Linked DNA regions of Mus musculus: all the other regions are linked to region 1. A link is a loop called in an ENCODE intact Hi-C map of the cell type or tissue named here. Cell type or tissue: left cerebral cortex. All regions are shown on one strand.

Region 1 (8,000 bases):
CACCCAAGTCATGGTTCTAACTAGGGAGTTCCGTTCTAGTTAACCATTTCATGAATAATGCAATACTCTAAAACCACAGCCCGATCTAGTTCCTAAACCATTGTAAATTCCTGTATATGGGAGCCACTTGGCTTTTATTGATAGTGTAATACCAGAGGCTATTCTAAATGTCACTGTCTAGCTCAAGGACATTCTAGGAATGTTGGAACACTGGCAGAAGCCTTTAGCTATGTCAGAATTCAATCTTAAAAGGCACTTATAATAAAGAGAGCACATGGATCCATCCACTAGACTAAGGCGGGAATGGAAAATTTAGAGAGCACGCCAAACTCCAGGAGCGAGTTTCCATGAAACTCTTTTGCCTCGAGAGTAGCTTTCAAGCCTCTCGGCTTATCAAGCTGACTCGACCAGAGCGCGTGGCAAAAGGGTCCCTGCCTAGTCCTGTTTCCTACCCCTTCTTATCCTGTTTTTGTTCTTAACCTTTGGCCCATGTATCCTTAATTGTAGAGTAGAAGTTAATATACTTAGACAACAATATCAGTAACTGTAACAAAAGTGAGATATCATTTCAGGATTGAAATGTACCTGGGAAAAGGGGGGTGGGAATGTAATATCCAAAATGAATTCAAGACCACCCAATACCTTCCCCCTTCGAAAAGAACTTTCCAAACTGTACTAGCAGGCAAAGTGCAGATCCAAATAAGGAAGCTGAGTAAACAAATGTAAAAACATAGTTTTAGCGGTCAAAATTATTAAGCCTGCAGCTACCAAAATAATATTAGCTGTTCTCAAAGAAATAGCCATAACAAGATTAGCAATTCTACTGTCTCCTCCCTTCTGACATGGGTTAAATGTTATCCATATGCTCTGCTGACACAGATAAGCACCTGCGCCCTTCAGAATTGCTGTTACCTTGATCTGCACGTACAATTTGCTGATGTTTATACTGTCCAATTGTGTGTAACTGCACCAATTTCCCCTATCCCCCGACTTTTTTCCTATATAAACACCTAACTTTTGAGCCTCAGGGTCGACTCCTCTGTTTCCTGCTAGAGATATATGTCAGCTGAAGCTCTGTCATTAAACTGCCTTGTGTGTTTGCATCAGGATGGTCTCTCGTGATTCCTTGGGTGCACACGAAATCTTGGGACTTGAGTGGGGGTCTCCTCACTGGGATCTTTCAAGAAAATGCCTTACACCTGGATCTCATGGAGGCATTTCCTCTACTGAAGCTCCTTTCTCTGTGATAACTCCAGCTTGTGTCAAGTTGACACAAAACTAGCCAGTGCACTAATCACCTGGAACAGAGATCTTCCAATATAGGTAAATCATATTTAATCTCATGCAGGTTTGCCAGGACCATTGCCATTAAGAAATGAGAAGAGAGATCAATGATTAGTAGCAAATGTATCAGAAACTTCAATATTTATAAAACTTAACCTGAAAAAATGTAGAAAAAAATTAATATGTGTTTTTGTTTGTTTGTTTGTGTGTATGTTTTGTAATCAAGCTCTATTTCGTGCCACAGAAAAAAACCTCTAGATAGAGGTAATCAAAGAAATGAAATTTGGCAGATGGATGTGTTTGGAAAAATTAAAGTATGTACATCAATTTTAAGGGAAAACAGCCTAATTTCCAAGAGTCTGGGTAGGTGATTTTTGGTTGTTCCATGGGTAATGGAAGTTTATCATTCTTTAAGGGGGATAGGTCAATGATTTTAGTCAGAGGAAACAAAGTAAAAGCGGTTAGATTCAGGGATCTCTTTCTTTTTCTTTCTTCTGTTCTTTCTCTTCTATCTTGTGCTAGGGCCAAAATGGTGGAGGGAGAATGAATATGAAAAGGGGGGTACATAAATAATGGGATGAAAGAGTAGATTGTTTAATCTGTTTACACTAGAGAGCATCAACAGGCCAAATAAATTACATTGGTATAGAATTAATATATTCATACAAATTTAAAGTTATTTACATTACAATACATTATATTATGTTTCAACCATGTTTTCTGTATCAGACATAAGCTGTTCACTTAAAAGTGTAACCTAAAGTTCCAGGCCTTGAAAGATACTGTTTCAAACTGTTTAGGATAATTATGAAATGCAAATTAGTCATTCAATCAAATCTGTAATTGTGTTAGATACTAATTTAGTTAATTATAAAAATAAGCTTTGTTGACCAGAGCCTCTTCCTTGCTGTATGCAGAAGACAGACCCCTTCTGCTGCCTGCAGATAAAAATATAGAACTCTCATTTCTGCCAGCATCATAGCTTACCGTGCTTTCTACCATGATGATATTGAACTAACTCTCTGAAAATGTAAGCCAGTTCCAATTAAATGTTTTCTTTCATAAAGGCTTATCCCTGACTAGCTTACAAGTAAACGAGGCTCAGACTTGAGGTTATTTCATCTGGCTTTGACAACTACTGGGGTTCAACCTCTAATTTACTCTTCTGCTTTCTTTGCTTCCTTCCCAGTGGTGTACTTCAGGTACTTAATGTTTCTCCCAGCATTTTACACCCCACCCCCAATCACAACTCGTCCTCCTCCTCTATTCTTCCACCTTTTCCTTCTCTCTCTTCACCCTGTACCAGGTAAGTCAAAAGCCACCTACCTCTAATCCCTCTAGGAATAAGCTGTAGCCAAATTGATTTAACTAATAGTTTTCAATCAAGGAACAAGATTTGCACAACAGAACCTTTTAAATGTGAGAGGTCCATGGTAAGCTTAGACCTTCAGATATAGAATTTAGTATTACAATACATAGCAACATACCAAACCTCAACACATACACATATTGGAAAACTAACTATGCTCAGAAATGTTAAGTCCTTCTGGTTGTTGGTAATGCCCTTCACTACAGCCATCAGGGGGATGACAGACCACTCATGACCTCATTCTAAACAGACATGCCAATCAAATGTCCAGGTGAATGTACTGTTTGTTGACTCTAGTTTTTCTAAATTAAGGAATCTGTTCTGATCCCTAGGCAAACACACTCCCTAGAGAAGAATATTTGGATAGGGATTTTGCACAGTCTCTGCTCTGAAACAGCTTGCTTTTAAATTATTATGCCTCAGGGAAGTATGAAGTCTTTTCTGTAATGCCATTTGTAGCTTTAACTCAAGCATGAACTACACAGGAATAAACCTTCTTACGAAAAGATGGGAATTCTCAATACTCCAAGTTTCCAGTCTAACTTCTTTAATACATCACCTCATTTTACAGTGATATGAGCATATTTCTGATACCTTTGTATTCCACGGGAAACTATCTCAGTGTTCTGCTTAGGAGAAGTGAGGGAAGTGCAAGGCAGCTACCAGTAATGTTCAAGTATTATCAAATGTGAATGATGACAGGATCAGTGGAGACAGGAAAATCAATAAGGAACATCAAACCAAACACAGAGGGAAATTGAAGAGCCAGTACACTCACCATTGTGATCCAAGGAGCTCTGCCCCTCCTCTTGGGAGAGATTCAGAGGAGGAAAGCAAGTGCTCAGAAAACACTTGGTGGTGACTCAGTTTGATTTCTAATTCTGTCTTAAGCACCTGGGATGGTTTCCATAGCGTCTTAAAGAGATAATGCCCACTCTTATATTAACTTCCTGCTTTCATATTTTAAGTAAACCATGAAAGCATGAATTTTCCACTCGGTAGTAACATTCCATAAGTAGTTCTGTACTTTAAAAAAACAAAACAAAACAAAAAATCGAAGCTTTAAAATCACAATGTTTTAACAGAGATAACAAGGAAATGCGATAAACATTACTATGAAAAGCTCAGCTCACAGGCTAACATCGCGTGCTGTGACCAAAGACTTTTTTTTTTTTTTTTTTTGGTTTTTTTTTTTTTTTTTTTTTTTGAGACAGGGTTTTTCTGTGTAGCTCTGGCTGTCCTGGAACTCACTTTGTAGACCAGGCTGGCCTCGAACTCAGAAATCCTCCTGCCTCTGCCTCCCGAGTGCTGGGATTAAAGGCGTGCGCCACCACTGCCCGGCAAACAAAGACTTTTTTAAACGCCCACTTTCCCTGTTGCTGCCACGTGCGGCAGCCTGGTTCTTTCCAACTTCAGCTGCCCACAGCTGGACTGCAAGGCAGGCAATGCACAAGACCTCTTGGGGGGGGGGGGGGGTTCCCTGTAAATCCTTCCAACTGACTTGTGGGAAATGTAGTCCCGGGTCCTGTGACATCATCAGAAAGGGCCGCCGGAATCGAACTTCCTTATTCTTCAAACTTCACTCCTCAAATGTGTGCAGTTGTCCTCCTCAGCGCTGCATCTGGATTTCTGACATGGAGGTTAGTGCAGGGAGCAGCGCCATCTTTCAGGTCTGAGGGGCTGTGCAGGGTGGCAGGTAGGGCACGGAGGGAGCTGGCTCGGGCTTGTTGTGAGGCAGGAAGCTGCTGACCTAGGCTGGGCCGCTGCGCCTGGGCACAGGTTTGAAGGGGAGAAGACTGAAAACAACAGGATGGCAAGGGCAGGCTGGGTCTGCTGACTGCCTGTTCCTGAGATGCTGACAAGAGCGCACTCATCATTACCTAGCTGACCCCTTCTCACGTGACTGTAGTCAGATTCTCAGGACATACAGAGCACTTGGACATGTAGCGCCCTCTGTATGTTATGTCCTAGAGTCTACTTCTGGTTTGAGCTCAAGCAGCTTCCTAAAGTTCCTAGTGTCCAAGGAGCAAGAATCCTGTGAGGGAGGGCAAACTGTCGTGTGGGATGTTAGTTCCTTTGGAACGAATTGTTCGACTCATGGATGCCCTGATTCAAATAAGATTTTCTGATAGACACCTTTGTGACCTGAATGCGACAATACATGGCTATAAAATCACAAAATAATCTTGTAGTTGGTATGAAGCACTGTTTGCAAAATCCAAATAAATAGGATTTTACACTAAAGATTAATAACTAGACAATAATACCTCAACAGTTCTGAGTATGTGTTGTGTCCAAAATTTGGGCTCCTTTTCAGATGTGAGAGACGACTTGGTGTGATGAGAGACCTCAGGGTGGGGTGGAAAGTCTGAAAGGGAAGGGGGAAATGGCTCTGCTCATCTGTCAGGCTCTGTGCATTGCTTTCTAATCTGCCAGACTCTGTGCATTGCTTTCTAATCTGCCAGGCTCTGTGCATTGCTCTCTAATCTACTAGGATCTGTACATTTCTCTAATCTGCCAGAGTCTGTACATTGCTGTCTCTTCACGTGCTTTTCATCTTTGTGTTCACGTTATCAGCAGTGTCTGAACTCTTTTAAATTTTCCTTTGTCCCTCAATGTGACATTCAGGTTTAGTGACACACCCTTCTTAATAGTTTTAGAAAGAATTCTCCAATTTTTTCAACTGTATCTGAAAAGCTGTAAGATATGGCTGGAGAGATGGCTCAGTGGTTAAGAGCACTGCCTGTTCTTCCAAAGGTCCTGAGTTTAATTCCCAGCAAGCACTTGTTGGCTCCTAACCATATATATTTGGATATGATGTTCTCTTCTGGTATGTCAGCAAAAGAATGCTGAAAGAAAGAAAGAAAGAAAGAAAGAAAGAAAGAAAGAAAGAAAGAAAGAAAGAAAGAAAGAAAGAAAGAAAGAAAGAAAGAAAGAAAGAAAGAAAGAAAGAAAGAAAGAAAGAAAGGAAGGAAGGAAGGAAGGAAGGAAGGAAGGAAGGAAGGAAGGAAGGAAGGAAGGAAGGAAGGAAATACTTGGGGTATTATGGTTTACACATAGTAGGTTTATGTTCATGCAAAAATGCACAGTTCTCCTCTTAAAGGGTTAAGAGAATAGTTTATTCCAGAGTTATTTGAGTAGCCATGATCTGAGAACATATATTTAGTTTAAACCAAATTCCATACTCCAACATGGAATCAGTTTCATGGTTGTACAGAACAAATAATGTCATTGACCAAGGAAAATTTAAAATTCATTGGTGTGAGTCTGATGGAGTCATGCACTATGAGACATTGGAGATATTTTCAATGTCTAAGATACCATCTGATGAGATTTTAGCTTTTGGGTTGATAGAAGCTCATGTTCTGCCTAGTCAGTGGATTCTGGGAGGTTTTTATCTATTGTCACAAGCTGTATGGCCCACTACAAAGTGAGGCAAGGATTGACTATCCATGAAGGTAAAACCAGCCCAAGGTAAGACAGCTAACCCTGAACCTGCAGAATTCTAGGCTCTGCCCCTCGGTGAACTTCCACGTGGGCCATCAGACTCTGCACCCACAGACTCCTTACAAGAGTTTTGCATTCACAGAATACACACAGGTATTTGTGTGTGGGGGGGTGGGGTTCAGGATTTCTCCTCCACAGCCCCTCCCCTATCTCAGGGGATCTTGCTTATATTATCACTCTTCAGTCAAACCAAGTGTTTGTGAGCCAGAGCTGGAGCCTGACTTACAGCATTCAAGTCTACTGTCAGGAAGCATGGGCTTCAGACCACCTTGTCCTAGCTACTGGAATTTTCAATGAGTTTGCAACCATATCTAGAATAAATAAACATTTCCTAGTTAATGATGCTAATCTGTAGGAAAAATATAACAGTATATGAAGTCAGGAATCACATGCTACCTTGTACACCAAAACACATTCCTTACAACATAGAGAGGGTACAGCAGGGTGCTCATATATAAACTTACAGACACCAAATAGTCATATATTTTGTATTAATCAGCCCCATGATAGAAAAGTGAGCTAAAGCCTATTGTGTCATTCATTTCTGTGTTTTGGGGAGGAGTCAGGAATCCTGGAGTTCAAAGTCATTCTCTCCTTCATAGCCAACTCAGGTGAGCCCAAGCTACTTGAGACCCCTTGTTTTTAAAAGACTTTTAAAGCATAGTGTATTGGGTGTAATAATTACTTCTGTTGCTCTTAGTTCTGAGCACCCGTGACCTGAAGGGAATCCATCCACTTGATATCTTCCTAATCCTAAAACCTTACCAATCTGGTAGTTCACTAGCATCCTTTTGTTAACGACTTATGTTGATGAAGATCAGGATCTTGCTTACATTTACTGTGCAAGCGGTTAGGGTGGGGGGCATTCTCTCTGCCTTGCTTGACTAGCAGGGAATGTTAGCCTTTCTTTGTACTCTGACTATTCTGTTATTTTCTGTCCTGACCCCATGGGCTGTCTGACTTTACCTGAAAATTTTCAGAACATCTGACTCTGCCAATGGAAAATGACAACCACATCTACCACTGTCTGTCACATGTGGTATCACTGCCATCCAGGCAGTAATCTGTCAAGGTGGGTTTCCTTCCTCTTCCTCAGGGAGGAGTCCAGTCTCCTATGCTTGCAGTCCTGCCCTTTTCCTCGAGGCTCTTTTCATTTCATCCTAATGTTACTGTGAGTGATGGTATGAATGAACGACTCACTGATTTTAACAGACTCAGGCAGCAACCTTGTCATGTTAGACAGGTCGTTCTGGGAAACTCTGAAGGGTCCTGCGTTGGGTGATGTCATTCAGTTTCTGGTCTGGGCTGTGTGCATGTCAAGTGGCCATGAAAAGAATGCAGAAACCTCATTTGTACTGATTTTGATGGTCATCAAAAGAAGAAAGGAATACACCCAAGAAGGACAGGTTGTTGTCATTTTCTGCCTTTAAAATATTTCTGTCAGTGAGTTCAAGGACACTTTTCTTTCTTGTCCATTCACTTGTGTATTTAGCTACTTTTCATCCCAATCACAGCCCCCGCCCCTCCAGTCTTCTCCCAGGACCCCCTCCCATTGCCCCTCTCCCCATGCACCACTTCCTTCCTCCCCGACCAACCCCTACTGGCACATGTAGTCACTGGAGGAGTAGACACATACCTTTCCAATGAAGCTAGATGAGGCAGCCCAGATCAAGACTCAGGGTCCACTGTCAGGAAACAGGGTCAGGGATAACCTCCACTTCAGGCTTTGGGAGATCCATATGAACGCCAAGCAGCCTTTATGCTACATATGTGTGGAGGTGAGCTGGTGGGTCTAGTCCATGTATGCTCTGTGATTGGTGGTTCCCTCTCTGGAAACCCA
Region 2 (8,000 bases), 58 kb after region 1:
GTGTTCATAAAACATCTGGAATAGATGGTAAGTAGTTTCTTAGCTTTTTAACCCCTTTTTCTCCACTAAATTCATTTCAATATTATGCTGATTTCCTAACTTTAAAAATGATCAGTAACAAGCAAGTAAACTGAGTTTAAAATGTATATAAAATGGAAGAAACATAGATTGGTAAGGCCGCTGTCCATAATTCCTCCCGTGCACTCACAGCAAACCTAAGTTGAAGATACAGAGAGAGTCTGGTCCCGTACCATCTACAGGGAGCCAACTCCTTCCTCTTCTCTGCAGTTCCACAGAAGAAGGTATCCATAGCCATTAGCAGCTCAGCATGCCTGCTTCAGAGAACCTTCTCTCTGCCCCGTTCTGCCTTCACAGTAAGATTGCATCTCTCTGAAAACTTTATAATATCTAGATTCATGGGGGCAATCACTAAACTGGCTAAACTTTGATGAATGAGCATCCGTATTTATATCTCTCCTGTTGTTTTTCCACAGGGGCAGGGGGCACAGAATTTTATTGTGCTCTATCATCCTTCCAGGCATTCCTTGCCATAATGTGCCCTACCTCCAAATTGTGAGATAAAATAAAACTTTTCTGTCCTTGAGGGTCTTGTGAGATACTTTCTGAGAGAAACAGAGAAAGTTATGATAGATAGCTATGATATTGCACAGTCTCAGAGAGGACAAGCAGGGATTGAATGAGTACAAGTTTTTCAGCTATGCAGTTTCAGATTTGCCTAGGCTATATGAAAACCTGTCTCAAATATAAAAATGGTTACAATTCTTGATAATTAAGGTACTGTACTGGCTGGTTTGGTGTGTCAATTTGACACAGGCTGGAGTTATCACAGAAAAAGAAACCTCCCTTGAGGGAATGCCTCCATGAGATCCAGCTGTAAGGCCTTTCTCAATTAGTGATCAAGGGCGGGAGAGCCCATTGTGGGTGATACCATGCCTGGGCTGGTAGTCTTGGGTTCTATAAGAAAGCAAGCTGAGCAAGCCAGGGGAAGCAAGCCAGTTCCATGGCCTCTGCATCAGCTCCTGCTTCCTGACCTGCTTGAGTTCCAGTCCTGACTTTCTTTGATGATGAACAGCAATGTGGAAGTGTAATCTTGGTGGTCATCTCGTGATACCGGCATCTCCAAAACACTGCTGTTTTCTGCTGCAACTAGGCTTCACCAATAGCCTCTCATAGGCTCTCTTTATGGTGCCAACCCTCAACTCCAACTTGCTTCATGGTCATGATGTTTTGAGCAGGAATACATACTCTGACTAAGACATACATCTGTTGAATTTTTAAATATTTTTCTATGGCAAAATTTCCAGTTCAAACTTACATAAAATGTGACTTACATCCTGGGTGGTATGTTTACTAATTCTATGTAAACATGAGAATATTGCAAAGTGAGACTGTCTGCTGCATGTATTCTGGATAAATGATTCTCTCAGAAAGTGGTCATTTGTGTGAAGGAGATGGGTGTTGTTTTTAGAAGTTATGTCCTTCTAAAATGAAAGCAAAAAGGACCAAATACCCTGTACCTGACTGTGTGCTTTCATCACTAAGGCCCAAATATTTGTAAACCCTGAGACTTCTTAATCACACTCTTCTCTCCAAATTGAATTCATATTTGCAGAGACTGTATTATTCATTCTTATCTATAGAAATATTGGCATTTGTGTCACCTAATAGTTATTTTTATTTTTTTCTATATGAGTACACCATAGCTGTCTTCAGACACACCAGAAGAGGGCACTGGATTGGGATCCACAGATAGTTGTAAGCTACCACGTGATTGCTGGAATTGACCTCAGGACCTCTGGAAGATCAGTCAGTGCTCTTAACCGCTGAGCCATCTCTCCAACCACCCTCCCCAACCAGTTATTAAAACTCCTTCTTAAACATTTCAGGGAAGAATAAAAAAGGACACAAGTAAGTTTCTTTCTTTCTTTCTTTCTTTCTTTCTTTCTTTCTTTCTTTTTTTTTTTTTTTTTTTTTTTTTTTTTTTTTTTTTTTTTGGTTTTTCGAGACAGGGTTTCTCTGTATAGCCCTGGCTGTCCTGGAACTCACTGTGTAGACCAGGCTGGCCTCCAACTCAGAAATCTGTCTGCCTTTGCCTCCCAAGTGCTGGGATAAAAGGCATGCGCCACCACTGCCCGGCAGGACACAAGTTTCTTATTAAAAAAAAAAAAAAAAAAAAAAGACTTTCCTTCTCAGCTGAGATTTAGCTTCCTTGTGAACCACTGTCCGTCACGAGTCCAGACTCTTCTTTCTAAAAAGGTTTGTTCTTTGGTCTTTGGCATGACCAGTACAGCACTAGATATTTACGAGGAGATAGGAGGTCCCAATGGTGCCAATCTATCTTTATTCATTCATTCATTATTTCTATGTTCCCAGTTAGATTCTCTGAGTTCTTTACAAGTGAATTCTAGAGAGCTGGGCTTTTAATTTTGTTCTATAATTTTAAATCATATCTGTGCACCTTGACCTGTGCACTACACTGTATGGATTCCAATGTTCACACTAAGACTTTTTTTCCAGCTGTGGCAAACTGGTTATTTTATTTAACTACAGGACGAGATTGTCTATTGTAGTGGTGTATTTATAACTAAAGCCTTCTTCATCCCAGGCAAGCAGGGACTTTACCCCTAAGATGCTCAGTAACCCTTTTTTGTAGTTTGTACCTTTTGCCCAGGTTATCCTTGGATTTGGCATCCTTCTGTCTTAAGCTCCTGAGCATCTGCGAAGACACGGAGTGACAAATAGGCTGATTGTAAAATCATCTTAACAGAAAGTGGTCATTTCCATACAATTTTTTGCTGATTTATTTTAAAGTTAAATTGAGTCAACGTGAATTTTACATATGGAATAAACCTCATAATAAGTAGACTTTGAGTTTTAAATCAGTACAGATTGACCAGAAATAATCAGCAAACATTAGAGTCAAAGGCTCGACTCACATTCAAACATCTCCGGTAGTGAACCCGGGATTTTAAAAGCAGCCCGACTCCCTATGGCTGTCCCAGTGCAAAAAATGCTCGCGTTCCCATCCATCCTCACCTGCAGAGGTGAAGAAACACAGGAAACACACACGTCACCAGCCTGTTTTCCTGGCGCCTCGTCGCACAGACTTGTGGGAAGTGTAGTCTTCCGTTGGATCGCTTCACAAGGAGCCATTGTGGAAACGGCACTTCCGCATTGCGACTGCACTAGTGCATTTTCTCTCAAAGTTGGGCGATTCTCTGGTCCTGCTCCGCGCTCGGCTTGCATCGCTGACATGGAGGTTGGTCCAGGGTGTCGCGTACCGCTGCAGGTCGGAGGGACCGAGGGCGGGTCCGGCCCGGAGGCGGCGGAGGAGGGGTGGCCCGGAGGCGGGAAGAACAGACTTGGTGGAGCCCTGCTGACCTAGGCTGGGCCACAGCGTCTGGAAGCCTGCTGGGGCCGGGGAGAGGGCATGCGGTTGGTGCTGGAAGTGAACGCTCTTGTGAGCTCAGAGTAGCTGCCTGGGTCTCTTATAGAGGCTGTATTGGTAAGAAAGGAATTGGGAATATGAAAATCCAGGATTGCTCGGACAGGCGGGTCTGCTCGTAACCTGTACCTGGAAGTGGTGGTGGTGGACTCATACATCTCAGATTGGCTATGGACCCACGCCTTCCCCGCGCTTGTCAGTTTTCTCAGGACACCTAGACCAAGTGGAGATCTGGCCCCTCCTGTACTTTATAGCCGGCCTAATACTTTTAGTTTGTATTGATAGAAGTTCATAGAGTTACTAGTTTCCAAGGACGGAGAGTTTTGCGAGAGAGATTGATGCATGGGATGTTAATCCCATTTTCATTGGAACAGAGATTTATGGACTGCCGTTTTAAATAGGAATACTTAATGATCACTGCTGTGACCTGAATCCTCAGACTAACACCCCCATGCAGAGCTAGAATGATCCCCTAAAGGAAAAGATTCTAGCTTTGCAAAACAAGAAATTACTGATCCTGCACTGTACTGGAGAAGAATAACTCATCCAATTCCATTGGGAATTATGATGCCATTAGTTTGTGGGAGATGAGTTGGCTAGAGGCTACAAGGGTGTCTAGGGATTGACTGTAAGGGGACAGAGGTGCTTGAGTTTCTCTGGGAAAGAGAAATAGTCCTGCCTACCTGACCGGATGCTTACAGTGCTCTCTGATCGATCCCATGGTTTTCTCCCGTCGTTGTCCACTGCATACTGTGTCTAAAACTGTCACTAGTTGTGGGATCTGTGTTCCACGAGTGCCCTTAAACAGTTCGTCCGGAACCGTTTCTCCCAAGTTTTTATACTGGGTCAAAAGAGTAAGAGATGACTTTAAGAGCTATGGTTCACTCGGGATCCTGTAGTTTTTTCACAGTGGGCTGCTCACATAGTCTTTTGTTTGTACAAGTGAAAATATGAGGGAAGGAATTACTCATTTTAGAAACTCACATATAGTGACGTTGTTGTATTACACATGTCGTCCTTACAAAGACTCTGATAGGAAAGTTTGCAGGATGGCGATGATGATGCTCACCATCCCCTGGTGATCTGTGTGACATCTGTTGGTTAACATGGAGAGAAGATACGGAAGGTATTTGTATAGATTTGGATGGGAGGAATAAAAAATGTGAAGCACGGATTTTTGTCATTTTTCTCCTTTTGGTTTATAAAGATTTCTGTTCTTGAGTCTGTCGGTAGTTGTTTTCAAATGCAAGTGATGTATTTTGAGTTGAAAAGTATGCGTCAGATTGTTTGGCAGACTTTTTCAAAGACACGCAGTTATTATCTTCTTTGAGGTGGCTTCATAAAAACAAATCAGTTGGATGAGAATCTGAGCCTCCACTGTTTACAGGATGGGCTGCGCTTAGTATTTCTTTAGGCACAAGTAGTAACATTGTACTGAATATTTAAGATCACTGTTAGATTTGTACAGATTTGAACAGATTAAAGCATGTGTTACTTACTTGGAATACATATTTAAAAAGCATATTAGTTTGCAAGTAAATAACACCTATGGTCTCCCATACCATGTTCAATGTTCCAAGTTGGCAAGATGTCAAGATGTGTTGGCTAAAACCAAGAATTAATGATGGCTGCATGTAAGGTACATGTGGGTGAAGAGCTGGGCCAGAGACCTATGAGTTGGCTACTTTATCATACTTTTGTTGAGGTTTTAAGGCAGCATGTTCTTTAATCCATAGGTAGTCTGTGTTCAAAATGGTGTCACTAGTAGCTAGAAGCTAATTGGAAATCCAGTCTTCTATTTGCAGCTAGCTTTTACTTCCCATAAGTTCCTGCTAATCAGGACTGTTTGGTTTCAATGAAGGAATATGTTTGAGGGGCACAGGCATGGTGTGCATGAGTTCTTGGACTTCTCCTTTCTCCATGCTGTTAGTCTAGGCTTGTGTCTAGGACCAGCCTCTATTCAAAAGACGGGAAGTTAAGTTTCATCACCTGGCGGTGCCATATCTCATAGGTAAAGAAAGTGGAAGATGTGTTTCTCATCTCTCACCTTGTGCTTTCAAGCTTTCATGCTTTCAGCAGAGTCTACTTTCTTAAGAGGTGACTGGGTCAGGTGACACAAGCCTTTAATCCCAGCACTTGGGTGGAAGAGGGGGGCCAACCTCATCCGCATGATGAGTTCTAAGACATCCAGAGCTACATTTTGAGACTTTGTCTTAAAAAAATGCAAAGGGGTGGGGGCTAGGTGGAGACTGGGTTTAGCCATCTTTCGTCATCCTGCTTGCGACTTAAGAGTCATCTGTTGCCATCCTCCTCATTGAGGTTTCCCTCTGCTGTTTTGATGGGAGGCTCTTTCCAATGCATAAGTTTCTCTCCATTGCAGTTCTCCCACAGGCTCCGGTTTCTGTCCTGTTGACTTCTCTGCTCTCCAGGTCTGTTAGAGGGCAGCTTTGTTTGTGTGTTCTTGCTTGTTCTTTTTCTTCTGTTGTATGTGACGTACATCCCTCAGCTTCCCCAGCTGTTATTTCTGCTGAGGTTAACTACTAAGGATTTTACAGAAGCACCTCCTGGGTTAGGGGTTCTCCTTACCTGCTCCTATCAGAATATTTGCTTACCTGGCTTGCTTAGCCTTCTTGAATTTCTTCAGTGTTGCCTAGACTGGCATTTGTTGGAAGTTTTAATTAGTTTCCATCACTATTTCACATAGTGTAAGTTTAAAAGCCACATTTCTTAAAATGTAATTTTTTCTTTTTTTTAATGTGGGTTTTGTTTTTTTGTTTTTTGTTTTCCTAAATAAGAGAGGTCTTCACATCTCACAGGCTAGCCTTAAACTCCCTGTGCAGATGAGCCTGGCCTTGAGCACCTGGTATTCCTGCCTGTACCATCCAAGAACTAAGATTATAAACACGTAAGGACATTCTGGTGTCCTTCTTTTCTTTTATTCTGTGTAGAGTGTTCCATAAATTCATTACACTCATGGCAGGTTTTTTGTCTCCCCCCCCCCCCAGTCCTTGCTTTTACTTTCTTCTTTATATTCTTTTTTTTTTTTTTTCCTTATTGAATCTGTTTTTGTGAAGGTAGGACCACATACCATGCTATGCCTATGTAGGAGCAGAATTTTGATGAAACACTGTGCCTTGGTGCCAGGGATCCACTTCATGTCATTACAGTGGGCTCCAAGTACCTTTACCTACTGAGTCTCCCCACAGGCCTTCAGTTGTGTGTGTGTGTGTGGTGTTTTGTTTTGTTTTGTTTTTTTGTTTTTTCAAGACAGGGTTTCTCTATATAGCCCTGGCTGTCCTGAAACTCACTTTGTAGACCAGGCTGGCCTTGAACTCAGAAATCTGCCTGCCTCTGCCTCCCAAGTGCTGGGTTTAAAGGCATGCACCACCACGCCCAGCTGCCTTAAGTGTTCTTACTGTCACTTTTTCATGCTCTTATAACCTCTGGCAGCTTTCTGTTTGAGGAGGCCTCCTTCCTTCTGCTGACTCTTTCTAGTGTTCACACCTTTGTTATTTCCATTCAGTAGGGCATTTTCAGCTCTGTCATTGTGCTTCTCATATTTTATTGCATGACTGATTTCTGATGTTCTTGTTTACATATGGCGTTATTATCTTAGCTCCTTATTTAGTTGTTTGAATCCTCCTTTAGATTTTTAACACAGGTTGGGTGTTCAGGGCATCTTTGAGATGTTTTGGTTTTCCTTTGTCTGATCCATGTTTCCTATTTGTATTCCTTACAGTGTTTATTGATATTTGGCCTTTGGGAATAACAGTGACCACCCATCATGAGCCTAGAATTTATAGAACCTTCAAATGTGTTGTAAGATATTAGATGCCTTTCTGTAGCGGGGAATTGTCAATCCACCCCCAGGGGATGATCACACTTTTTGTCACCTGCCCTACTCTCTGGATTTGAGAATAAAAGACACACATATACAGAGTTGTTTTTTTTTTTTTTTTTTTTTAATATGCCTTATTAGCTCAATGACTGGGCACTTCCAAATCTTTCCATGGCTAGCACACACTCCCCTCCGGTATTCCTTACTTAACATTTTTTAAAAATCTATATTTCATCTCTACTACCACAGACCTGATCTGGGGAGTGGCCTCTGGAGCCACTTTCCTGGATTCTTATATATCGGCGAACTCTTAATTTTAATCTCTCTGCTTCCTGGTCCTGGCATGGTACGTCCTACCTCCTCTCATAGCAGAATCCCTCTTCTCTCCTGCATTCTTGCCCAGGAATCCTAAAAGTCCTACCTCTTTCATCCTGCCCTGCCATTGGCCGTTGGCAACTTTATCCCCCAATCAGAGCCAACTGGGGCTTCCTTTAGCTTGCGTGTAGGGTGTTTTAAACAGGTTTTCTGGGTAGCATAATTAACATGCGTGTCTTTCTCTGGGGTGGCTGGAAGTGCCATCACCCACAGGGATTAACACCCTGGGAAAGGAGCTAGGAAATTGGAGGCTATCCTCCAAACTCTGACTTGCTGGCCCACCTATGAAAAGCAGAGTAACATGACTTTTCCTAAACCACT
Region 3 (8,000 bases), 220 kb before region 1:
TCTTAACATTAGCTGTCCTAAGAAATAAATAGAAGTGTTTCAAAAATAACCTAAACTGATATTGGCTGCTAAATTATGCACTGAAAGGAAACTGTCCAGAAGTTAGATCCTGAAAAACAAACCCTAATAAAGGAAAGCGCAGGTGACTTGTCAACAGACCCTGACCTCCCTAAACTGCACACTCTACACCACACCCTAGAAGGTGCAGGCAGACCAAGTGACCTCCAACACTGTGTATCAAAACAGCAACAGTGCCAGAGTGGATGACTCGAATGCAGCTCAGTAAATAGAATTGTGATTAAGCTCATTTAGAACCATTATAATCTAAAACACATTATTGCTACATCCACTCCAGTAGTGACAATCACAACAGGCCCTGAAAACCTGGACGCTGCGCGGGGCGAAAATGTCACGGAAACAGTCTCCTGGAACCATGGCATCCTGTAAAAACGAATGCTCCAATATCCTTGCTTTAGTTGGTAAATGGATCTGTGTGCTTTTCCTTAATATTGTTTTATTATAAGAATTTCTAAAGATTGAACTTTTGACATATAGCTGTTAGATTCTAGGCAGTCCTTGAGCTGACCCTGGGCATGGATAGCTAAGTCACTGCCCTATACAGGAATTTACCATTATTTAGGAAGAAGGAAGTTTGTGATCTCAGGAGGAACCAGAGTAGATACTTAGAACTATAGATAGCTGAGTTACACCCCTAAGGGGAAGGTTGACTTTACAATAGACTAGAATAGGAACTATGGCAAGGGCACGAAGCCCTTGCCCCTGACTACTAAGACTAAGTGGTTTAGAGCACTTGCTCTCGTTGCAAAGGACCCGGGTTTAATTCTTAGCACCCACATAGAGGCTCAAGACCTCCTCAAGGACCAGCACATGTGATGGACAGATACCACGAAGGCAAAACTCTCATACACATAAAATCATAAAATCTAAAATATTAAAAAAATAAGCCACCACACCCATCTTCCCCCTGTTAGCCCAGGGATAAAGCTGACTATGGGATGGGAATATTTGATAATCATTGAAGGTGAGGCTGACTTAGATGACCCTTCTGGAGGAGGACAAAGATTGCTGTTATTTGTGTAGTTAGTACTTTTTATTCTTAGTGAAATAGCAAAAAGGTATCCAGTGTGATAATCCCTGATCGGAATAGAATGGCACTGTTGTTCTCCCAGAGTTGTAGAGACAACGGCAGTAAACTTTTCTGCCTTCACTGGGGTGAATATGGAATAACTTTCCAACATTACAGCATCATCACGAAATTGCTCCGGAGTATACCGAAATTGCAGACAAAAAAAAAAAAAGCTGTCATTGAAATATCATTTGTAAAAGGTTTTACAACCATATAATTGTGCAAATGTGTACCATTCTACCACCGGGTAGCTGTCCTGGAACTCAATTTGTAGACCAGGCTGGCCTCGAACTCAGAAATCTGCCTGTCTCTGCTTCCCAAGTGCTGGAATTAAAGGTGTGCGCCACCACCGCCCAGCCATGTATTTCAAGACTAGTCAAGAACAGCAATAAGCGGTTGATCCCTATGCCAAGAAATGAAATATAAAAAGGAAGACACTGGGAGCAAGTTTGTAAACCTGTTAATTCCCATTTGTAGTAATTAAAATGTGATTCATCATGAGAGATATTGATGGTTTTATTCCCTATCATAGGTACAGAATGATTGTCTAATAAAAAAATATAGGAGTGTCTATGAAAGCAGACTCTTCAAAAGAGTAAATGTTCTAGTTTCCTGTATATCAGGAATCAGAATTTTCAAGAACATGTGAGTAACTCCCACTGAAAGTTGTAAATCAGAGAATGAAATACTGTTCTCAAGCCATGGAAATAATGATCTCATTAAGATATGCTTCACTGGGACTGGAGAGATAACTCAGCATGTAAGAGCACTGACTGCTCTTCCAGAGGTCCTGAGTTCAATTCCCAGCAACCACATGGTGTCTCACAATCATCTGTAATGGGGATCTGATACCCTCTTCTGGTCTGTCTGAAAACAGCTACAGTGTACTTGTATAAATAAAAAAAATCTTAAAAAAGAAAAGAAAAGAAAAGAAAGAAAAGAAAAGAAAAGAAATTGATATACTTCAAGTTCCAAATCCACACTGCTAGGCGTCTCAGCTAAATAGATATGGATAATGGAACCTGATGTGGCCACCTCCTGTAGCCAGGCAGGATCCTCCAGTGGAGTGATAAGAACACTAACCCAACCACAAAAGTTTTGATCCAAAATTTGTTCTGTCTACAAAAAATGTAGGATCAGAGACTGAGGGAATGGTCAACCAATGACTGGCACAACTTGAGACACAACCCACGGGCAAGAACCAATCCCTGACACTATTAGTGATATTCTGGTTATGTTTGAAGACAGGAGCCTTGCATAACTATCCTGTTAGAGGCTCCAGCCACCAACTGACTCAAACAGATGCAAAGACCCAAGTAAAACATTGGATGGAGAGATCTAAGATTATCTTGACAACTACATCATGTTTCAAAGTATATGGGGAAGCCGACCATTGCACCTCCACGTTGTTCCGACCTCCTCTTTCCTACCAACCTGGGAACACTGTTTTTACCTCTTGTCTCTTCACACCAGTAGACTGTTGTCTTTGCTCCAGAAATGTCACCAGCTGTGGCTTAGAGTCAGCAAGCTCTGTTCGTAGGAAAAGGAAATGAGATTGTATAAGAGTTGGTCTACAGGGAATTGATATGACCCTTAAAGTAGTGTTTACAAGTAAAGAAAATTATTTCCTTAAAATGATTTCTGACAAGAGTACCAGAATACATATAGGGACATACAATATCCAGATTCTAAGTTTTATTTAAAGGGAGAAATATTAAAACTGAATTGTTAAGCATTTTAATTAATAAGTGTACTCCAAGCCTCATGCCCTTGAATTTCTAATAGGAGAAGATACTTCTAACACAGAAAGGTTAAACATACAAAGAGAAAAACAGTGAAGTGGTTCTTAGCTGTACAACAACCTAATTTTTTTAAGGATATGAAATGCTCCTATAAGACATTTTACAAGGTGAGGAAGCTGCATGTTGATGGTGAGATACAAATGCTCTACAGATGCAGTGCTCACCCAGGAACACAAGGTGGCTGTAATTCTCCAGCATCACATCCCTGTACAGATGCCACTGAGCAGGCTCCAGGCATTCCCACTCCTCTGCAGAGAAATCAATGGCCACATCCCTAAATGATAGCATTTCCTGAAATGAAGACCAATGAATGATATCACAGTTTAAATTAATTAAAACCACTAAAATCATTTAAATACCATGATGAACTCTGCTGGATAGTTCTCCCGTCAAGTTGACACTATTATTTGAGAAGAGAAGAATATTTGAAAAAAATGTCTCCAGGAGATTGTCCTGTAGCCAAGCCTATGGCATTTTCCTAATTAGTATTGATAACAAGATATCTACAATATGGGTGGGATCCCACCGGGGAGGTGTTTCTGTATGGTATAGGAAAGCAGGCTGAGCAAGCCATGGAATACCAGCCAATAAGCAGCGTTCCTGTGTGGTTCCTGCGCTGGTTCCTGACTTGAATTCCCTCAGTGATGATCTGTTACCTGAAGATGTCAGCTGAAATGAACCCTTTCTTCTCCAAATTGCCTTTCCTCATGATCTTTATCACAGTGGTAGAAACCTTTACACGGGCATCATGTGCCTGTGGACACAAATCTAGATTCTGTAAGGATGAAAGAGAGCTAGACCTGTTTCTCACATCACTGAGTAATATTCTTCAGACACATCAAAGGTACTCATATGACCTCACAATGGACCCATCTTCAAAGGAAAACAAGGTAAAAGATGCTATAAAACCATGTGGGCTCTATACATTGAAGACAGGTGAAATGTAAAATAAATACATCCACAGAAGCATCCATTTAATGCCATATGCTTATTATAAACCACACAAATAAACAGTTCTCACAACAGAAAGTCCTGGTGAGGGAGAAGGTTCTTGTCAACACTAAATATACACAGCCATGAATGTGAAATTATATGAAAATACAGACTTTAATGAGGTGGCTCTGGCTGTCATCTGGGTTTCTGCATTTGTCCAGAATTCAGCAGCGACACAAAGCACAGTGACAAGGGACAGGAGATGGAGGAGGCAAGGGGTAGAACATTAAAGGAAGAACTCACAGACTAATATCATTCAAGGTTCTGAACATACGGGGAAACCAGCATGCAAAGGACTAATCATACTGAGAATTTAACATAGAACAGAATTCACTGTTCCTTGTCATGTTCCATTTCTGTGTTTTCTCTAATGGGTACTGGTTGATGTTTGTGACATTTCTGAAGTGTGTTTTACACATTTGACAGCATGTATCAGTGTGCTGTAGTTGAGCAGCATGTTTGCTATGCTGTCTAATTATTTCAAAATTTTTTAATTTCTATATTCATGTCTTATTGAATAATGCCCCAGATTGGCCAACGAGAATAGTCATATTATTTTTTTATTTATACATGAAAATATCAGCAGTTTATGTATTAGTGGGGTCCTTTAAAATAATTGTATAGATAAGCTTTGATCATTTTTCTAAGTATTGTTGTGCTCAACTCAAACAGTATGTTATCGGATTCTAAGATGTAGCCCACATGATCCTTATACACATCCAGCATTCAGGGCAACAAGACTGCAAGCTTCTCTCTCTCCCACTGTTCCAGAGCGTCCATTACTCAGGAAGGCCCAGAACCTTGGCTTCCTGACATCAGTAGTCCATGGTAAAAAATATTTGGCCTCCTTCTTCTATAAGTTACAACTCTGTATTTTTAGTTTAAAAATAGCTCAACAATTTCAGTGTGAGATGAGAACATGCTGACACTCTGAGTGTCATGGTGAATAGCTTCAATCCCAAGATGAGGGAGGCAGAGGCAGGAAGATCCCTGTGAGTTCTAGTTCAGCCTGGTCTACAAAGTAAGTTCCATGAGAACCAAGAGAAATTCTGTCTAAAACACAAACACAAAAACAAAAAACAAAAACAAAAAGCAAAACAAAACAACAGGCTGAAATAACCATTGTGGGCCAAGGACACATCCTGTGTTTGGGGATCACTAACATCTCTAGGGCACGAGAGCAGCACGCAGTGTCCAAAGGAAACCATCACCTAGGGCACAATCCTCATCGTCCCGACATGCAACGTCACCTGTCCCAGCCGGTACAGCAAGGCAGGTCCAAGCAGCAGCTTCTGCCCTCCCACCCAGTTCAGTTTCGCTCCCTCTGAGACAGAACCGGGAACAGAGACCCAGGCTATGTTGTTTTCTGAACCAACCTCCACATCACAGACGACAGGAATGTAACGGCCACACAGGACTCTCGCAAAACTTTGGGGAAGACCCCTCTGTTAAGCAAAAACCTAGTGGGGGGTTTACCGGTTAGCTCCCTGTGACGTCACAGTATCCAGACTACATTTCCCAGAAGTCCGTGCGAAGGGATTTCTGTAACCCACCGAAGGTGATTTCTCTGGTTCCAGAATTTGTCCCTGGCAACCCAAGAGAGAGAATAGAAGGAAAGAAGCAGTCTGCAGCACATTCTTGGGGAGTCGGGCTGGTTTTCCCCCCTCCGGATCCACAACAGGAGATAACGTGAATGTGAGTCGAGTCTGTGACAGAAATCTTAGGAGTACAAGTCATTTCTGGGCCATATGTTGTAATTTTAATCTTACTTTAAAAAAGAATCACGCTGACCCTGTTGTGTTTTTAAATAAGGAAGCAATACACTAATGTGGGAAAGAAAATCATCTTAAGATTCATTAATATTTTTTAACTCCCAGCGGCTCTTGATGCCTCTTTGGTTCTCACGCTCACTGAGAATGTCTTGTTGGAGATGGCAGCAAAATTCTCATAAACTTACAAAATATTTGTCCACTCCCATTCCTAGTAGGCTTTCAACTCTGGCACATTTGACATTGTTTTGAATCTCATTATTCATCACGGTCATATCCCATGGTTGAAAATATTGCCAGTATTTTTTCTTTTGGTTTTTCGAGACAGGGTTTCTCTGTATAGCCCTGGCTGTCCTGGAACTCACTTTGTAGACCAGGCTGGCCTCGAACTCAGAAATCCGCCTGCCTCTACCACCCCCACCCCCACCCTCACCCCCCACCCCCCAGTGCTGGGATTAAAGACATGCGCCACCACACATTTTCTCTCCTCACTCACTCATGAGATCCTTGGGTGTTTGCTAAGTGTGCTGTTACCTTAAAGGAACCCCATGCAAGGTGAGTAGATTGGACTTAGTGCTGCTTTTTAGTGCTCACATCCTGAGGTAAGGGAGGCAGGACTTGTCCACCTGTGGTGACTGCAGGAGCCTCCTGAGCAATAGCTGCAGCCTTGGCAGGAGTGGGGCTTCTGGTCTGCACTTCTTTATCTTTCTGAGACCTCAGCCATCAGGAAAGCTAACCAGCCATGGAGGCCAGGAACCAACCTCACTAGGTCCAGGGGTTTGGAGCCATGATTTCTGTGCCAGAGGGTGCCTTACCTGTTTGTTTCTCAAGTTAAGAGAAGCTTTACTGGTTCCTAATGCCTGTTGTCTCTGCTAGAACTCAAAGCCTGCTTCCTCTGAGATAGCACTCCCTCTGTCTCTGAGATTCCTTTGCCTTATGCCTGTGGTCTGCTTTTGTTTCTGCCCCAACGTGCCTAGATTTGGGAGGTGACCTATCCCCCACAGATATCGTAACTACTGGCTATGAATGAAACTATACCCCTGCATTCTCAATTGTTAAGCTCTGCTGGCAGCATCTAGCATTGGCTGGATATAAGGTACTGTCCTTACTATCACCCACAAAACCTGCCTTGTACATGTAAATATTTGTCACTTCCTGCGCAAAAGGAGTATTCTCTGAGATTGTCATGTTAATGAGCAAGTTGCCCCAGGGAGGTCCTGGAGTTTTCATTGACTTTATCCAGAAAGTAACTTTAACTTATGGACAGGGCAGTCCTGCTGCTAATTGGGGCAGAGGGATGGAAGCAGAATGGAGCAGGGCAAGGAGGCCAGGTAGAGCCATAAAAATGAGGGACTGCCCCATGCAACAGCCTTACACTATATGGATGTCTCTGTGTCTTTATTATTGAACCCCGTGTGGGGTGCCCAGAAGCCTCCACAACACACACACACACACACACACACACACACACACACACACACACACACACACACACACACACACACGAGAAGCACTATCACTATCACTACAGGATACTGACACCTGCTGGGCATGGAGGTGCACGCCTTTAATCTCAGCACTCGGGAGGCAGAGGCAGAGGCAGGATTTCTGAGTTCGAGGCCAGCCTGGTCTACAAAGTGAGTTCCAGGACAGCCAGGGCTATACAGAGAAACCCTGTCTCAAAATAAATAAATAAAAATAAAGAAAGAAAAGGATACTCACACCTAATAATAATTTGGAATATATAACACAGTAACCTAAAGGATTCTAAATGTTCTAAATGTTGTTACCATAAAAATCATAATTGTTTGAGGAGCTAGATTTGCTATTCTTACTATTATATAATTGACAAGTCTATTGAAACCACATTCTACAGCATATATGTTGGAGATTGGGCCTCAGATAGTAGGGGAAGGTTTAGGGGTATCCAGCCTTTGAGGTAGCCAAGTCATTTTAAAAATAAGGTAATGTGTGTGTCTTTTCATTCTCGAATCCAAAAACAGCTCCTGGGCAGGTGGACATGTGTGGTCCCCCCTGAAACCCAAAGCGGTGTAACGAAAACTCACCACTACAAATATACAGCTAGTTACTCTGGGTCAATTAGGAATAAGCACTTAAAATGAAGAATCCCGTGAATGCCTAAATAAAACTACCCAAGTATTAAGAAATTGAAAGTACATGTCAGGAATTCCAATTTTTGATAAGATGAAGTTGAGTGGGGAGAGGAAATGAGAGCCATTACACTGGTTCTAAAGGACAATGGCTGTGTCACACATGTAGATAGAGAGT
Region 4 (8,000 bases), 73 kb before region 1:
CAAGATTAATTGGCAGGAATCGGCCCCCTTCCCCTGCTTTATAATTGCATGCGGAACAGTAAAATTGAGCTTTGATCAGAATAACTGTCTTAGCTGCATTTCTTTATCTCGCCACCTAGCCCCTCTTCTCTTCCAGGTTTCCAAAATGCCTTTCCAGGCTAGAACCCAGGTTGTGGTCTGCTGGCTGGACACAACATTTGGCGAACCAACGCGGGACTGAGAAACGGCAAAGGATTTTTGGAAGAGACACTGCTGGTTCGGAGCTCCATGAAATAATTAAAGGATAAAGGAAATTCATACCGGAGAAGGTATGGGCTAAGCTGAGACAGCGTTAAACCCGAGCGCTGGTTCACTTAGGTTCAGCAGTGAAGCTTAAGAGGAGCTGGGTAACAGGCGGTAGGCCGTGGCTCTCCGAAGCTACATTAGGCGTGAGAAAAGAAAGGGTTTATTAAAAGGAAATTAATAATCAGGCGGATTGCCGCAGTTAATAAAAACTGCATCATGAGGGAGGAAAATGTTCCAAAAAGCAGAGAGAAATTTCTCTCTGGGCCTTATAGCAGGAGTACTCTGTTCCCTTTTGTGTCTTGTCTAATGTCTGGTGCACCAATCTGTTCTCGTGTTCAATTCATGTATGTTCGTGTCCAGTCTGTATGAATGAATGTTCTATGTTTTATGTTGGATAATAAAGATGGTATAAAAAACTTTATCTGCAAAGCCGAGAGCTGCCACGTGTTTCAGCCAGGAATCAGACACGTGGCAGGAGGGCCCCTGCTGGAAAAACTGTTCGTTTTAGGAAATAAGGGCGAGTGCACAGCCTCTTAGTTTCGGAGTAAAAAAGCTGATAAATGGTTTCTGACTAATGTGTTTGAGAATGGTAAAGTGCCTTTTATTCTATGATTGTAGCTAGAAAAATTAATATTCTCTGATTGGTCTAAATGTAACTGCTTCATTTGGTTCTTTTTTATTGATAATGTGCTCTGCATGTTTTCACATCCAGCTCATAAGTTGTTGGTTAAGATTAATAATTGTTACATTGCTATAGATGGTTAGTGTTAAATTTGATAACTCAAGTTTAGAGTCCTTCCGACACGTGGCATAAAGCAGGCCAAGAGGCTGGGTTTCTAAAGATATTTCTAGTTTAGATAATAATTAATGTGGTTCCTATCCTAAATAGTAAAATTTAAGATAAGATCTAAAACAATGCCTCTTTATTAAAGCAGTAAAGCTTGCTTTAATAGGTATTCATAAGTATTAATTGGCATCCAAACTTCGTAATGGGATAGTAATGCTTCTAATATTGATTTTAAAGATGATAAATTGTTTTAAACTTGGGTTTTGCTTTCCCAAGGTTGTAGGTATTATCCTAACCTTGCACAAGAAACTTAAAAATTATGGTTAAAACTGCCAGAGTTCCACTGACTTCAGCCTGCAGTTTCATTGCAAATTTAAGATTTTCTACTCACCCATATATTGTTAATTAAGATTATTACAAGAGTAATCATCTTTTGAAAGCACTAATACAGCTCACTTCATACAAAACTGTGACAGAGTTATCTAGTTATGTTTGTCTTTGTGAATAGATTAGACAATCACTTTGGCTATAGTTGCTGCCTGGCAGGAAACTGCAGTACGGGCAATTTTTTCACAACACTAAAGTTGTGAAGAACATTTTAACTGTAAGTCATCTTAAGAAAGAGTATCAAACTTTAGAGGCGTAGACGGTTACATTGTTCCTCTAGAATTGGTCCTTATTACAGGAGGGCCAAGATGCTCAGATTAAAAAAAGTATTTTACCTTTGAGTCAATGCAGGGCTCTGGGCAGCCCCAGAGCGGCTTGTGGCCTTCTTGTGTTTTGCAAACAGTGCCTGAGAAAGTTTTTCCCTGTGTCCAAGAAAATTTCTTTTTAACAGTGTTGCAGATCTATTCAGATGTTTAAAATAATGCTTAAATTCAAAGAGTTTTGCTTCAGGTGAACTGTAATCACTAGAAAATTTTGCCTCTAGGTATGGCTAATGTAACTTTACCTTATGTAAGAAAAATTTTTATTGTTTCTGCTTCTATACTTGAAGCCAAGAGTTTTAATCTTTCAGTGTATATTGTTTCCTAAGTGGAAAGTATTTTATTAACTAATGCTTCTTAAAGGAAGTTTACCTTAAATCCTTGCTCTCACCCAAAGGATTCAGAGACAATCCTTTTATTACTTAGGGATTTCGCACAGTCTCTGCTCTGAAACAGCTTGCTTTTGAATTATTGTGCCTCAGGGAAGTATGAAATCTTTTCTGTAATGCCATTTGTAGCTTTAACTCAAGCATGAACTACACAGGAATAAACCTTCCCACGAAAAGATGGGAATTCTCAATACTCCAAGTTTCCAGTCTAACTTCTTTAATACATCGACCTCGTTTTACAGTGATATGAACATATTTCTGATACCTTTATATTCCAGGAGGAACGATCTCAGTGTTCTGCTTAGGAGAAGTGAGGGAAGTACAAGGCAGCTACCAGTAATGTTCAAGTATTATCAAATGTGAATGATGACAGGATCAGTGGAGACAGGAAAATCAATAAAGAACATCAAACCAAACACAGAGGGAAATTGAAGAGCCAGTACACACACCATTGTGATCCTAGGAGCTGTGCCCCTCCTCTTGGGAGAGATTCAGAGGAGGAAAGCAAGTGCTCAGAAAATACTTGGTGGTGACTCACTTTGATTTCTAATTCTGTCTTAAGTACCTGGGATGGTTTCGATAACATCTTAAAGAGATAATGCCCACTCTTACATTATCTTCCTTTTTCATATTTTAAGTAAACCATGAAAGCATTAATTTTCCACTCCGTAGTAAGATGCTAATAAGTAGAGATGTGCTTTTTAAAAAACCAAAAACAACAATAACAACAAAAAAGATCCGAGCTTTAAACTCACAATGTTTTAGAAGAGATAACAAGGAAATGCGATAAACATTACTGTGAAACTCAGCTCACAGGCTAACATCGCGTGCTGTGACCAAAGACTTTTTTTAAAGCCCAATTTCCCTGTGGCTGCCCACATGCTGCAGCCTGTTTTTTTCTAACTTCAGCTGCCCAGAGCTGGGCTGCAAGGCAGGCAATGCACAAGACCTCTTCTGTGGGTCCCTGTAAGTCCTTCCAACTGACTTGTGGGAAGTGTAGTCCCGTCCCTTGTGAGGTCATCAGAAAGGGCCCTCGGAATCGAGCTTCCTTAGTCTTTCTTCAAACTTCACTCCTCAAATGTATGCAGTTGTCCTCAGCACTACATCTGGATTTCTGACATGGAGGTTGGTGCAGGGAGCAGCGCCATCTTTCAGGTCTGAGGGGCTGTGCAGGGTGGCAGGTAGGGCACGGAGGGAGCTGGCTCGGGCTTATTGAGAGGCAAGAAGCTGCTGACCTGGAGATGCTGTGCTGACCTAGGCTGGGCCGCTGCGCCTGGGCACGGGTTTGAAGGGGAAAAGACTGAAAACAACAGGATGGCAAGGGCAGGCTGGGTCAGCTGCCTGCCTGTTCCTGAGATGCTGACAAGAGCGCACTCATCATTACCTAGCTGGCCCGTTCTCACGTGACTGTAGTCAGATTCTCAGGACATACAGAGCACTTGACATGTAGCACCCTCTATACGTTATGTCTTGGACACCACTCCTGGTTTGTGCTCAAACAGCTTCCTAAAGTTCCTAGTGTCCAAGGAGCAAGAATCCTGTGAGGGAGGGCAAACTGTTGTGTGGGATGTTAGTTCCTGTTCCTTTGGAACGAATTGTTAGACTCACGGATGCCCTGATTCAAATAAGATTTTCTAATAGACACCTTTGTGACCTGAATGCGACAATACATGGATATAAAACCACAAAATAATCTTGTAGTTGGTATGAACCAGTGTTTGCACAATCCAAATAAATAGGATTTTACACTAAAGATTAAAAATCACTAGACAATAATACCTCAACAATTCTGAGTATGTGTTGTGTCCAAAATTTTGACTCCTTTTCAGATGTGAGAGACTTGACTTGGTGTGATGAGAAATGGCAGGGGGGGCTAGAAAGTCTGAAAGGGAAGGGGGAAATGGCTCTGCTCATCTTCCAGGCTCTGTACATTGCACTCTAATCTGCAAGGATCTGTACATTGCTCTCTAATCTGCCAGAGTCTGTACATTGTTGTCTCTTCACTTGCTTTTCTTCTTTGTGTTCATGTTATCAGCATTGTCTGAACTCTCTTAAATTTTCCTTTATCCCTTAATGTGACATTCATGTTTACTGACACACCCTTCTTAATAGTTTTAGAAAAAATTCTCCCAAGTTTTTCAACTGTATTTGAAAAGCTGTAAGATAGAACTGGAGAGATGGCTCAGTGGTTAAGATATCTGGCTGTTCTTCCAAAGGTCCTGAGTTTAATTCCCAGCAACCACTTGGTGGCTCCCGACTATCTATAATTGGATCTGATGTTCTCTTCTGGTGTGTCAGCAAAAGAATGCTCAAAGAAAGAAAAGAAAGAAAGAAAGAAAGAAAGAAAGAAAGAAAGAAAGAAAGAAAGAAAGAAAGAAAAATACTTTCGGTCTTATGGTTTACACATAGTATGTTTATGATCATTCAAAAATGCACAGTTCTCCTCTTGAAAGGTTAAGAGAATAGTTTAGTACAGAGCAATTTGAGTAGCCATGATCTGAGGACATAGATTTAGTTTAAACCAAATTCCATACTCTAACATGGAATCAGTTTCATGATTGTACACTCAGGAAGAGTGAGAATCAAGCATCCTCCATTGGGCCCTCCTTTTTATTTAGTGTGTCTGGGTCTGTTGATTGTATCATGGATATCTTCGTAGCTAATATCCACTTATAAGTGAGTATATATTATGCATATCCTTTTGGTTCTGGGCTAAGTCACTCAGGAAGATGAAGTGCAAGTTTCTAGTTTCTTTAAATTCAGTTGTGTCACGTAATGTTTTGCTGGAAGCTGTCTCGTCAGAGGGCATGTGATGTTTTGCTGAGAGCAGATGCTTGAGAACGTGGGTGATATTTAGAAAGAAGATAAATAGCACCCCACAGACAATGAGAGGATGCTTCTGCATTGATAGGACCTGCAAAGCTCTGCTGGTCTTCACTACATAGAGAGAAATGCACCAAAGAACTTCTGTGGGATTTTGGCTGCTTCTACTGATTCATATGAATTCAGTGGTTCCTTGTGCTTTCTGTTGGATCTTGCTATGTGTCCTGATTCATGCTTGATGTTTTGTAATTGGACTGGACTGCTGTCTTAGTCGGGGTTTGTATTCCTGCACAAACATCATGACCAAGAAGCAAGTTGGGGAGGAAGAGGTTTATTTGGCTTACACTTCCATAGTGCTGTTCATCACCAAGGAAGTCAGGACTGAAACTTAAGCAGGTCAGGGAGCAGGAGCTGATGCAGAGACCATGGGAGGATGTTCCTTACTGGCTTACTTCCCCTGGCTTGCTCAGCCTGCTCTCTTATAAAACCAAGATTACCAGCCCAGAGATGGTCCCACCCACAAGGGGCCTTTCCCCCTTGATCACTAATTGAGAAAATGCCTTACAGTTGGATCTCATGGAGGCATTTCCTCAACTGAAGCTCCTTTTTCTGTGATAACTCCAGCTGTGTCAAGTTGACACAAAACTAGCCAGTACAATTGACCCCTTGTCAACTTGACACACAAACACATCACTAGTAAACCTCAACCCTTAGTTTCTTATTCATCCCCAAGTTTAAAACATTAAAAGTCAATCGCTTTAAAATGTCCAATATCTTTTATAAGCCAAAGTCTTTTTACAATTAAAATTCTCTTAACTGTGGGCTCCACTAAAATAGTTTCTTCCTTCAAGACTGAAAATAACAGGGCACAGTCACAATCAAAAGCAAAAATCAATCTCCAACCATCCAATGTCTGGGATCCAACTCACGATCTTCTGGGATCCTCCAAGGGTTTGGGTCACTTCTCCAGCTATGCCCGTTGTAGCACACGCGTTGTCCTCTAGGCTCCAGATGCCTGTACTCCACTGCTGCTGTTCTTGGTGGTCATCTCATGGTACTGGCATCTCCAAAACACTGCATGACCTCTTCAATGGTGGGCCGACAATTGCAACTGTGGCTGCACCTTCACCAATGGACTTCCATGGCCTCTCACAGTGCCGAGCCTCAGCTGCTCTGCGTGACCCCTTCATGCCTTTAAAACCAGTACCACATGGGTGACCCTTACACGTTACCAAGTCCTGCTGCAGCAGGAGTACAACCTTGGCTATCTCTGGAACACAGCCTCTTTGTGCTTTGAGAAAACACTTCCCAGATGATGTTTCCTCAATGATGCTGGTCTCTTCTTAATCACCACTAATTTCTTAGCTCCAGCTAACCAGCATCAGTAGTCCCAGTAATGCAAAGTTTTTGCTTTGGTAGTTCTGGTATCTTGTTAATCACAGCTGATTCTTCAACCCCAACTAACCAGAAGTACAGAATATCCACAATCAAAATAGCAATGGCCCTGAACAGGGTCTTTAATTTTCCCTCTGAAATTTCACAAGCCAGGCCTCCATCTTCTGCACAGTTCTCAACATTATCTTCCAAGCTCCTACACAACATCTGACAGCTCTTAACAATGAATGGATCTTCAAGCCCAAATTTCCAAAGTCCTTCCACAGTTGTTCCCAAAACACGGTTAGGTTGTCACAGGAATACCCCACTATGCTGGTACCAATTTGACTTTGTCAGGGTTTCTATTCCTGTACAAAACATCATGACCAAGAAGCAATTTGGGGAGGAAGGGGTTTATTCGGCTTACACTTCCATACTGCTGTTCATCACCAAGGACGTCAGGACTGGAACTCAAGCAGGTCAGGAAGCAGGAGCTGATGCAGAGGCCATAGAGGGTTGTTCCTTACTGGCTTGCTTCCCCTGGCTTGCTCAGCCTGCTCTCTTATAGAACCAAGATTACCAGCCTAGAGATGGTCCCCCATAAGGGGCTTGATCACTAATTGAGAAAATGCCTTACAGTTGGATCTCATGGAGGCATTTCCTCAATTGAAGCTCCTTTTTCTGTGATGACTCCAGCTGTGTTAAGTTGACACATAACTATCTCGAGTACAATTGCTGATATCCTGACAACAAATATTGGAACTACCCCAAGGAACTACTTCTAAATAGGGCCATAACCCCTGTTTTCTATTTATCTTTTTTGTCCCCAACCACTGGTATGTGGGCTAGAAAGAAGGTTGAAACATTTGAGAACTCTACTTAAAGTAAGTTTTGAAAAAAGTCTACGTTTTCTAGTTCCATCAATTTGCCTGTAATCTTCATGATATCCTTGTTTTTAATAGCTGAGTAATAGTCTGCTGTGTAAATGAATAACAATTTCTTTATCCATTGTCCCTTAGGGATATCTGTGTTGTTTCCAGTTTCTGGCTGATATGAATAAAGCTGCTACAAATATAGTTGAGCAAGTGTCCTTGTGGTATGGTAGGACATCTTTTGGGTATATGCCCAAGAGTGATCTCTCTGAGACTTGAGGAAGAGCTATCCCCATTATTCTGAGAAACCTCCACATTGATTTCCATAGTGATTATATAACTTAGCATTCCCACCAGCAAGCAAGGAGTGTTTCCATTGCCCTACCTATATCCTTGCCTGCATGTGCTGTGGGTGTAAGGTAGAATCTCAGAGTCACTTTGATTTGCATTTCCCTGATGACCAAAGAAACTTGTTAAAGTGTTTCCCTCTGTTGAGAATTCTCTGCTTAGCTCTGTACCCATTTTTTAACTGGGTTATTGGGTTTGCTGCTGTCCAACTTCTTGAGTTTTTTAATATAATTGCATATCAGCCCACTGTGAGATTTTGGGTTGCTGAAAATCTTCCCATTCTGGAGGCTGTCAATATGACAGTGTCCTTTGCTTTACAGAAGGTTTCCAGTTGCATGAGATCCCACTCATTAATTGTTTATTTTAGTGCCTTAGTTATTAGTGTTCTGTTCAGTAAGTTGTTCCTATACCAATG

Evidence for each region. Peaks named below come from ENCODE experiments on the same cell type or tissue, not always from the same donor. Only the 100,000 strongest peaks of a DNase experiment are listed, where the experiment ranks them.
Region 2: a loop joins it to region 1, with 8 times the contacts of the local background. A loop is called at or near these places in 3 of 42 quality-filtered maps.
Region 3: it touches region 1 in a loop (1.9-fold over the local background); 8 of 42 quality-filtered maps call a loop at or near these places.
Region 4: a loop joins it to region 1, with 7 times the contacts of the local background. A loop is called at or near these places in 8 of 42 quality-filtered maps.

The regions. Positions count from the first base shown.
Region 1 is chr13:67,605,866-67,613,865 of GRCm38, reverse strand. It overlaps Zfp729b (zinc finger protein 729b), which reads left to right and starts at 4,159. Exons shown (of 4, transcript NM_001163246.2): 1 at 4,159-4,293. The coding sequence starts at 4,288. It also overlaps a transcript of Zfp729a not described here. In left cerebral cortex, a CTCF peak has its summit at 4,600; DNase peaks (open chromatin) are centred at 3,492, 4,183 and 4,546; H3K4me3 peaks cover 1,428 bases; H3K27ac peaks cover 364 bases.
Region 2 is chr13:67,548,311-67,556,310 of GRCm38, reverse strand. Zfp748 (zinc finger protein 748) reads left to right here and starts at 3,159. Exons shown (of 4, transcript NM_001035231.3): 1 at 3,159-3,280. The coding sequence starts at 3,275. It overlaps 9430065F17Rik (RIKEN cDNA 9430065F17 gene), which reads right to left and starts at 3,109. Exons shown (of 5, transcript NR_131100.1): 1 at 3,058-3,109; 2 at 2,682-2,737. In left cerebral cortex, a CTCF peak has its summit at 3,297; DNase peaks (open chromatin) are centred at 2,709 and 3,132; H3K4me3 peaks cover 1,753 bases; H3K27ac peaks cover 1,101 bases.
Region 3 is chr13:67,828,472-67,836,471 of GRCm38, reverse strand. Gm10037 (predicted gene 10037) reads right to left here and starts at 5,366. Exons shown (of 4, transcript NM_001309374.1): 1 at 5,319-5,366; 2 at 3,114-3,240; 3 at 2,601-2,677. The coding sequence starts at 3,237. 4930525G20Rik (RIKEN cDNA 4930525G20 gene) reads left to right here and starts at 5,487. Exons shown (of 3, transcript NR_045194.1): 1 at 5,487-5,637. In left cerebral cortex, a CTCF peak has its summit at 3,177; a DNase peak (open chromatin) is centred at 5,472; H3K4me3 peaks cover 1,162 bases; H3K27ac peaks cover 922 bases.
Region 4 is chr13:67,678,726-67,686,725 of GRCm38, reverse strand. Zfp738 (zinc finger protein 738) reads left to right here and starts at 3,214. Exons shown (of 4, transcript NM_001001187.3): 1 at 3,214-3,323. The coding sequence starts at 3,288. In left cerebral cortex, no CTCF peak of the experiment used is centred here; DNase peaks (open chromatin) are centred at 2,630 and 3,158; H3K4me3 peaks cover 1,464 bases; H3K27ac peaks cover 816 bases.